2 separate regions of the Homo sapiens genome follow, and region 2 is linked to region 1. The links are chromatin contacts, found by Hi-C in ENCODE. All regions are on one chromosome and are shown on one strand. Each heading gives the region's core, a stretch centred on a gene start or an enhancer-like site at or near the end of the contact. The rest is flanking DNA. Distances are from core to core; before and after follow the strand shown.

Region 1 (4,851 bases), core at 1,318-3,817:
GACATAAAAATTAAAAGGACAAGGGCAGTCTCGCACTATATATTTATAAGCAAAAAGCACAGCCTGGAGAAGTCTTTAAACCCATTTGAGTAAAATCTTAAGGGGAAATAAAAAGGCCAATGGCTAAATATGCATAAAATGTAATAAGAGATAGATTTGGAGAATTCTAGTAGTATTGATAGAACATCAGCAGGTTGGAAGAGACTGGTGTAATATTATGAAGATGGTCCTTGGGAAGAGAAGTTGGTACCAGACTCTGAAGGGCTCTGTAAATAAAAAGCAAAGCTAAGAAATTTGAATTATATATGGTAGACAATGAGAAGCCATCAGAGATACTTATGGAGCAACATCTGGAGGGAGACTGAAGAGAGGCAAGAAATATTACTTTTTTAAAAAAGCATAAACTTTTGAGTTAAATCTAATTTCCGACTTCAGTTCCAACGTGTTACTAGTTGTGTGAGAACAAATTACCGAGCCCCTCTTAGCCTGTTTTCTTATTTGAAGATAGTAACTACCTCAGCGATATTGTAAAGATTAATGAGAGAATGTATGTGATGCGGTTTTTACAGTTTAGTAACTCAATGTAATTGGAGACTTATGTATCATTTGCTATGTGGCACACACTATTTTAAGGTCTTTGTATATATTAACTCATTCAATCCTCACAATAATCCTACAAAGTAGGTAACCTCATCATACGGTAGAGGGAAATGAAGCAGAGAGGTTAAACAGCTTGCCCAGGGTCACCTAGCTATCAAGTGGTGGAGATGGGCTTCAAACCAAGGCAATCTGGCCCCAGTTCCATGTCTTTAATCAACACATTATAATGCCTTTCTAGGAAAGATCAAATCAGTGTTTTGAAAACTCACAGTATTTTCTAACCTTTCAGTTAAATATGCAGACTGTTCAATGCCATCCTCCAGACCTACTGATTCAGAATCTGAGATCTGAAGTGCAGGAATCAGCATTGTTGAACAAATCCTTCAAGGTAGTGTATACACAATAAATTCTGAAACTCACTGATTTAAGAAAGAGCAAAAATCCAATGAAAATAATTCAGGTAGAAAAAAATAAAGAGATTAGGATATAGCGATCAATTTTTAAAAATTACCATTTGTTGACAGCACATATGAAATGAGCAGAAAGGCTTAGAGAAGTATAGCCAATGTCTCTGTTACAAAGACACTATATGAAAAATGCTCATATTTTAACTATCCTAAACACCGAGTATTTAAGTCTATTCTTCCTGGCTAACACTTAAAAGTTCAATAGCAGGAAGAATGGGGGTGCTGGAATAGCCAGCACTGGATGAAGGAATGTTTTTATTCTGATTATTATGAAGTCCTACTTTTAAAAATATATTTATACATTTAAATGGTACAATATCCTGGTGTTAAAACCTTAAAAGGAACTTAAAATATCTTTTCGTATTAAGCTACACAAAACTGACGATTTTTAATAAAGATGTAAAACTTGTACACATTTAAAGTTCCCATTTATAGTTTACATTTATGGCACACTTTTAAACCATTCCAGAAGGCATGACTTTACTACTGGGTTAGACAGAGTTCCATATTTCAGATAGTTCATCATTAAAAATTAAAAAAAAAAAAGCCCAAAACAATAAAACCCAAAGAAACAGATGCTCAAAGCATTAGTGGATTACTTCCAAAAAGACTCCATAATAACCCAGTTGGCCAATGAATGAGGGAGGCGAAAAGGCAGGGCGGTGGAACTAAACCTTATCCCTATTGTTTGCAAACTAAGACCCTAGTTAATCACCACCGCTGTTACCACAGCCGGTTTAAATAGGAGTCTCGGATTTTTGCGGTACATGAAAAATGTCAACCGTGAAAGAAAAATATCCGGGTTTTAAATACAAAGGACACTCGAATTTCAGTTTAAATCCCACTCAGGCATTTCAAAGACTGTCACTTCCCTGCAGTCCAGAGTTAATCAAGGTTGCCCGGGTATCTCTCTCAGGAGGAACGCGGAGCCACGTAGAGCATCTTTTCATTCTAAACCCGCCCCAACCTTCCATCTTTCATTAAAAGAGATTTGTTTAAACGTGGCAACGCCTTCACAGTGAGATTTAACTACTGTTAAAATTTCAGCATTCGAGCCGAATTGGTGGAAATAATAAACTACGGGTTTAAAAAAAGCCACGGAGGATGCGTATAAACAAGGTTTACTCGCGGGGGACCGGCAGGGCCTCCGAATCCTCAACACTGAGAGCTGGCTGGCGTGCGCAACCGTCGAGAGCGCTGGTCCAGCAAACGCCCCCAGTGCCCCGAATTCCCTTAGTCTCCAGGCCGGGCCCCAGCACCAGACGTCCCCAAAAGCACTGCGAGGCCCCGGCTGCGACGTCCGGCCTCCTGACACCCTCTCCCACCCCACGGTCCTGCTTCTCTCTCTGGAACGTTCTGCGTCTTCCCGTTCCCCATTTACTCACCAAGGAGAGCTGGGCAGAAGTTCCAGAGCCTCAGTGCCACTTTTCCCGGCCCGCTGTACGTCGGGGCACGCCGACCGCGAGCAGCCACATTCAACGGCCCACAGGATTCAAATTCGTCCACTTCCGCTCGCAAACCCGGAAAGAGCGGTCGGCCCCGCCCTCGAGGGGTGGGACCCGCGGAGGCGCTGGCTGTGGGGAAGGGCCCGTGTGCTCCCGCCCTTCTGGCGCTCCTGCGCTGCTGCTCGGTGCTAACCTGGCTGTGTCGCCTTCGCTTGTTTGTTTTGTCGGGTCTCTCTCCCTATTTAGGAGCTCAGAAAAACTCCGGGCGCGGGGTCATTGTTTCCGCCTATTTGCTCTTGAGGGGATCCTCTTTTTTCCAAAATGGACAGAGATGTGCTGAAGTTTCGTCACCTTCGAGGAATGGGGCGAATGAAAGCACGAACGGAGGCAGGAGGGTTTTATCTTTCCCTTCATCCTCGAGGAAACAGCAGCAGCAGCAAGAAGGAAAAAAACAAACCCTCCAAGTACTTAGTGCAGCCTTTCCTGGGCCTCTCAGTCCTATCCCGGCACAGTCAGGGCTTTTAATTTATTTCTGTCCTGGGTTTAGGGAAAACAAAAAGCCAAGTTCACCCGTATTCAGCCAAAAGTTGAAAATAAGTGGTCGGACCAATTCCTGGTCTCAAATAAACTATTTGATGGTGTTAGAAGGCAATAAATTTTATTTCCCCCCTCAGATAAGGGCTCACTTTACGAGATTATTAAGTATTGTCCCGTGAGATTATTGAAACAACAGTATCTTTTCCTTTATCGAGGACCACAGTATGTCTTTGATCCAAAACGTCTTAAGCTTCTGAAGAGACATCTGGGAGCTTCCAGAAACTAAAGGAAGGACTGGAAATGCTAGGGGGTGAGGGGCGCTAAATAACTCTGACCTTTATGGCTGTGATTGATGTTGCCACCAGATCATCCTCACATCTAATAACATTGAATTACCTAAACGGATCAGTACAAACCAAACCATGACAGCATACCTTTAGCCTTTGTCAAAAATACAGTTTGAGGGCCGGGCGCGGTGGCTCACGCCTGTAATCCCAGCACTTTGGTAGGCCGAGGCGGGTGGATCACGAGGTCAGGAGATCGAGACCATCCTGGCTAACATGGTGAAACCCCGTCTCTACTAAATGTACAAAAAATTAGCTGGGCGTGATGGCAGGCGCCTGTAGTCCCAGCTACTCGGGAGGCTGAGGCAGGAGAATGGTGTGAACCCGGGAGACGGAGCTTGCAGTGAGCAGAAATTGCGCCACTGCACTCCAGCCTGGGCGACAGAGCGAGGCTCTGTCTCAAAAAAAAAAAAAAAAAAAAAAAAAAAATACAGTTTGAAAGGTTTACTAGATTTCTGAGAACCTATGCTACAGGTAATCTGACACAGGGGGTGTGTAAAGCTATTAACTGATGTACTGTTTTTAACAGTGGAAGATAGAAAATAATCTGTGTCTACAAATAAGGAAGGGGTTAAATACATGTAAGTTATGATACTTTAGCATCTGATATACTGACGCTGCGGGCACTAAAAGTAATGAAGTAGATCAGCGGGTACTGAAATGAAATACTGAAAAAGTTTAAGAAGGACTGTAGTATCCTTGTTTGAAAGTATGTGTGTGTATATGGTATACAAAGTTTTGGGATGGATACCTAAGCTGTAAACATCTCTGGGAGCGGGCTGGTAAATAAGAGTAGGAAGAGATGGAGAACTTTTACCTTTCACTTTATCACCAGTTGAATTTTTAAGATAATAAACTTTTTTTTTAATTTTGCAATTTTGTTCTTTAAGGAAGATTGCTAGAAATTGAATACATTCTAGATACAAAATCAGGTTTAATGAGCGTATAAATTTCTAATGTTTGGATAGTCTATGTCCATTCATTCATTCAACAGTTCTTTCTACAATTACATATAATGATTTGACCACACATTTTGTCATTCATGATATAGTGTATTATTTTATGTTTACATATCTAATATGACCCCGTTAAATATATTGCTCCTTGAAGTTTCTTGAAGGCAGAAACTATGTTATATATTTTCCTATGTCTTTCATAATTCTTGGCACCTTCCCACCATTCTTATCCTTCACAGGAATTAAATTCTCAAGTTGACCTGTATACAAAAGTTAAAAATGCCCTGGAAAAGCCACCCAAAAGATTATATATATATATATGATTTTCTTTATACAACTCTATGAGCAAGGTTTTGTGTTTTTTTTTTTTTTTTTCAGTTTGTCCCCTGAGTTCTCCTTGGTCAGTTCTTCTCTACAACCCTTAATTAATTCTTCAATTTCTTCCGCTAAAATGTTGTCAAAGTCATTATCACCCCGCAGCCTGGCCATCACTTGGAATAAT
Region 2 (4,851 bases), core at 1,393-3,892, 290 kb before region 1:
ATCTGAAAATCCCTAGAAATGACTAGCAAAAATAACCACCTCCAGTTGCTCTCTTTTTTTTTACCCTGGCTTATTTTTTCTATAGTACTTTTTACATTGGATCTTATTTCCTTATTTATTTGCTGATTTATTAAATTTGCTTATTTATTAAACCATCTGTCACCATTGAATGTACATGCAATGATGGCAGGGACTTTTTCTTGTTCACTATTGCGTTCCCAGTGCCATGTAATTGTCACTTGATGAATATTTGATGAACGAATGAATGAATCTATCTTGTTCAGCAACTTATCTCATTACCAAATTATCAACACACCAATAGATTTGGCACTTTCCTTTAAAAAAGCAGATTACCTAACTGTTATAGATTTGAAGGACTACATTCTATCAGCAGCATGTAGGAATAACAGTGGCATTCTGAAACAATTGTGTAGGTTAACAAGTTGGGGCACTCTGGCAGAGAATGGGCAAAGGCAGCACATCGAATACTTTGAGTTATTGACCTCCTTATAATTATCGTCAAGACTTTAAGATTAATAAAACATCTTAGCTTGTTCTGCTTAATAATACCTCTTCCTTAGCCTGTATAGTTTCTTGATTTAATGCTCCTATTTTTGGGTTAAATCCTCTCGAATAATTGCCTAGTAGCCAGTATTATTGGCCATTAGAACTTTTAACTGAGGATCTCCTCTTCATGGGTGCAGCCTGGGTTGAGAGTACTGTGCCATGCATTTGCTTAGGATTTACTCAGAAGGGCAGAGGGCATTGTTCATGAGTTACCTGTGAGAATTTTAAAACCTGCAATCTCTGCTTCCCAAGTTCAAGCGATTCTCCTGCCTTAGCCTCCCGAGTAGCTGGGACTACAGGTGCCTGCCACCACGTCCGGCTAATTTTTGTATTTTTAGTAGAGATGGGGTTTCACTATATTGGCCAGGCTGGTCTTGAACTCCTGACCTTGTGATCCGCCCACCTTGGCCTCCCAAAGTGCTGGGATTACAGGCATGAGCCACTGTGCCTGGCCAAAATGTTGTGTTTCTTATTTTGATGATAATTTTAAAAATGTGATGCAGGTATATTCTAGGTCATCAGGCTGACCACTTCACAACTAAGTTCTGCCATCATATTTCATTGCCCGTGTATGCATCTGTGTTTATGACAGTTGTGTTGGGGGCCATGCATTTTTATGAAACTCATGCATTTATGAGAAAAAAACAGAGACAGCTTGCTGTGCAATGACACACTTGTGGCAAGTGAAGATCAGAACACAGAGTACAGAGACCCAATATGAAGGAGCTTGGATCTGATCTTGTAGATAGATCTTCTGATGAAAAACCATTGAAGAGACTCAACTAAGGTGGAGGTAGTGAAGATGGAGTGGAGAAGAAGAAATATTTATGATGCTCAATCAACATGACTTGGTGATTGTTTATCTCCTGAGGATGGAAGGTTAGGAGGTGAGGGTTAGAGGAAGTAGTCAGTGATGACTCCCAGTGTTTCTCAAGATGAGCAATGAAGAGATTTCCCCTAAAGAAAATAAAGTTCTGGTGTTAACTTGAATTAATTATATAAAAGCATTACTTAACTATGTATATACACAAAATTAGGTATATATTTCTTTTATTAGTCTTATAAAAGCAAAAAAACTTACAAATTAAATATAAAAACTATGAAACCTGTTAATTCTAAATTAACAACATTCATTTAATGTGACAAATGTTTTGGTAGAACTGAATCACTATTTGCAAACTAAATATCTAAATATAACATAGACTGCTATAGTAGAGGATATTTTGATTTAGGATGGAGGAAAATGGTGGAAGAATTATCAATACACAGCAGCTCATGAACAGACTAAACCCTCTTAAAAGAAGAGGCCCTGCATTTCTCAAATTTGAGTGACTTGTTTTAAGACTCAGCTTGAGGCTTACTTCATTTGAAAGTCTTCTGTGACTAAACCGAGCATGATAGATGCTCCTCTTTTGGGTCTGTGCAGAGTTCTGTCATTTAATTTATCTCACAACAATATGATTCATAGGTATTTGTCTATCCTTGAAAACAATTTTTTAAATTTTCTCAAAGACTGGGACAGTGTCTAGCATACAGCAGAAGTAAGTAAATGTTGATTGGTTGAGGGAAAGGTTCATACGTACATTCTGGGCTTAAAAAAAATAATTGATTATGCTAAATAAAAAAGCCATGGGGATATATTAGTCAGAATTCAGTCTGAAGAGAAGAGAGATTATGAGTGTTATGAGATAAGTGATTCGTATGGGAATTAGATCTTACACAATTGGGAAGGAGCTGGGAAGTGAAGGCCCTGTAGGGGAATAAGGTGATAGAAGAGGTCATCAGCCAGGATAGGAGAAACCACATCTGTTGATTGGGAACCCCTTGGGAAGGTCTGCAGGAAGCTGTTTGGCCACCAGCTGTGTGTCTGGTTGTAGGTATGGGCTGCTGTTGGCCAACAAGGTCAGTGGTTGGGAAGAAGAGCTATACAGAGGAACTGTTCTAGAACACAGGAGACCAAAGACCAGCTGGAGCCTGCTGGGCACCTTTGCATATTTCTGTCACTGTGTCTGATGACAGACTTTCAGAACATAATGGCTATTGTTTCACTTCTGTCTTCTAAATCTCACACAAGATCCTCTTGGCCAATTAAGCCCACAGCCATAGAAGGGAGAAGATTTTGGGAAACATGATTTCAGTTTGACCGAGTCAACACAGAACAAACCACCACAGATTTCTGCTTCTGTCAGTGTGGCTCTTTAGGACAGTCTCTCAGGCACGTCTGGTCTCATAAGAGGTAGTAAGATCTCCAAGGACCCTCTCCCAGCAAATACAACAACCAGCAGAGCCGTGGGCAATGAAAGTGTGAGATGAGCTTTCCCTGAGAGTAGATGTCAATAGTCATGCTGCTACCAAGATATTGGTGGCCAGGTAAGAAAACTGAGCTTGGAACATCCAATGTGAGCTTCGACTGTGCCAAGGGGCTGATGTCATCCCAGGGTAGTACTGCCTTTTGCTGCTGGTAAAAGAAGAAGCAAAAAACAAATTGTCTCTGGGGGAAATCTTCAACAATTTAGTTTGCAGATTAAGCAATCATTTCACAATCAAAGTTCACCATGCACATTGCAATGCAAGCCAAGCTGAGTGAGATCAATAGAAAAAAAAAAAACAGATTTAGACCCTTCCCCATAGACTTCAGTTATTAGAGTTGTCAGTTGCACAATATAGGGAAGCTATGTTAAAAATATTTAAAGGGGAGGGTGTGGTGGATCATGCCTGTAATCTCTTTTGGAGATGGAGGCAAGAGGATCGCTGGAGGCTGGGAATTTGAGACCACACTAGATAACATATTGAGAGCCCCATCTCTACAAAAAATAAGAAAAAAGTAGCCAGGTATGGTGGGGCACGCCTGTTGCCCTACCTACCTGGGAGGCTGAAGCAAGAGGCTCTCTTGAGCCCAGGAGTTGGAGATTGCAGCGAGCTATGATCTCACCACTGCACTCTAGTCTGGGCAACAGAGTGAGACTCTGTCTCTAAGAAAAAAAAAAACTTAAAGAAATAATGGACACAATCAAAAAGATAAGTAAGTAACAAAAAAACCAGCAGGAATAAATAGGTAGACTTGGAAATAAAAGGGAATTTCTGAAAATGTAAAATACAATTGTTAAAAATTTAAGGACTCAATGAATGGGTTTGACAGCAGATTTAATACAGCCATAATCACTCCAGGAAAGGCAGAAAAGGAATTGGAAAACATAAAAAAGTAGATATGTGAGGAAATCTAATATATATTTAACCGAGTCCCAAAAAGTGAGACTAGAGAGAAAATTGTAGGCAATATTTAAAGAGATATGGGCTTTAAATTTTCCAGAACTAATCTATTCCATAGATCCTAGGAAAAACCTGTTTTGAAAAAAAAGGAGAGCTGTTGTAAAATATGCAGACTATAGTTAATAACAATGCATTATATTCTTGAAAATTGCTAAGTATAGATTTGAAGTGTTCTCATCACAAAGCAATGATATGTATGTGAGGTAATATATATATTAATTAGCTCGATTTAGCTATTCCACAATGTGTACCTATTTCAAAGCATGCTGTACATGATAAATATATACAATTTTTATTTCTCAATTAAAACAAATAAATAAAAATTTAGAAAAAATAAATAGAAAGCCTGAATTGTCCTAAGACTATTTAAAAAAAATCAAACTATCAGTGATGTTTTCCCACTAAGAAAACTCTATGTCTTGGATGTTTTACAGGTAGTTCTACCAAATTTCTAAGGAGCATATTATTCCAAATGTAATAATTCTTTGAGAGGATAGAAAACTCATTCTATGAGGTCACTGCTACCTTGATACCAAATCCAGGCAACGTCAGTATGAAAATGGGTTATTACAGTCACTCTTTCTCATTAACACATACACAGACTGAATCTATCAGTTGATAATGAACACCCAAAGGTCTCTAATACAAAATTTCAATGAAATGGCTAAAGATAAGTAAAAAAAAAAGGGAATAAAATTTACTAGCATTAAAATCAGGAAACACTGCCAGGTATATTCTGTGTACTTCTCCCTATATGAAGAGGGCACCTTCCACCATAAGGGGAGGGCAAGTATATAGTTACAATTTTTTGCAGTGTTCTGTTTCTTATATTGTCAAGGATACAGAGTGTTGTTCTTTGTCTTATTTTACTTAAAACTTACATATACATTACATATATTCTTTTGATTATATCAAGAATTATATATACATGTGTATACATGTGTGTACATATTTGGGTATGTGATATATATTTTTCTTCAATGGAAAGGGGATGGCATAAAAACAAGCTTGTAA

What was found. Hi-C counts contacts between places; a loop is a spot of excess contacts on that map. Pooled maps may share reads with other maps.
Region 2: a pooled map shows a loop between it and region 1 (3-fold over the local background). The contact joins the enhancer-like site here to the promoter of G2E3 in region 1. A Hi-C loop is called at or near these places in 5 of 37 single-sample maps with no recorded cell type and 3 of 50 pooled maps.

What each region holds. Positions count from the first base shown.
Region 1 is chr14:30,556,874-30,561,724 of GRCh38, reverse strand. It overlaps G2E3 (G2/M-phase specific E3 ubiquitin protein ligase), which reads right to left and starts at 2,567. Exons shown (of 15, transcript NM_017769.5): 1 at 2,453-2,567. It overlaps G2E3-AS1 (G2E3 antisense RNA 1), which reads left to right. Exons shown (of 4, transcript NR_151720.1): 3 at 890-988. RefSeq lists an enhancer at 2,712-2,901.
Region 2 is chr14:30,847,267-30,852,117 of GRCh38, reverse strand. No RefSeq gene overlaps it. Among named protein-coding and RNA genes, the nearest start is that of COCH, 25 kb to the left of the region's middle. Within about 2 kb of position 2,642, at least 3 of the 41 ENCODE cell types and tissues checked have a DNase peak (open chromatin) inside an H3K27ac peak, as active enhancers do.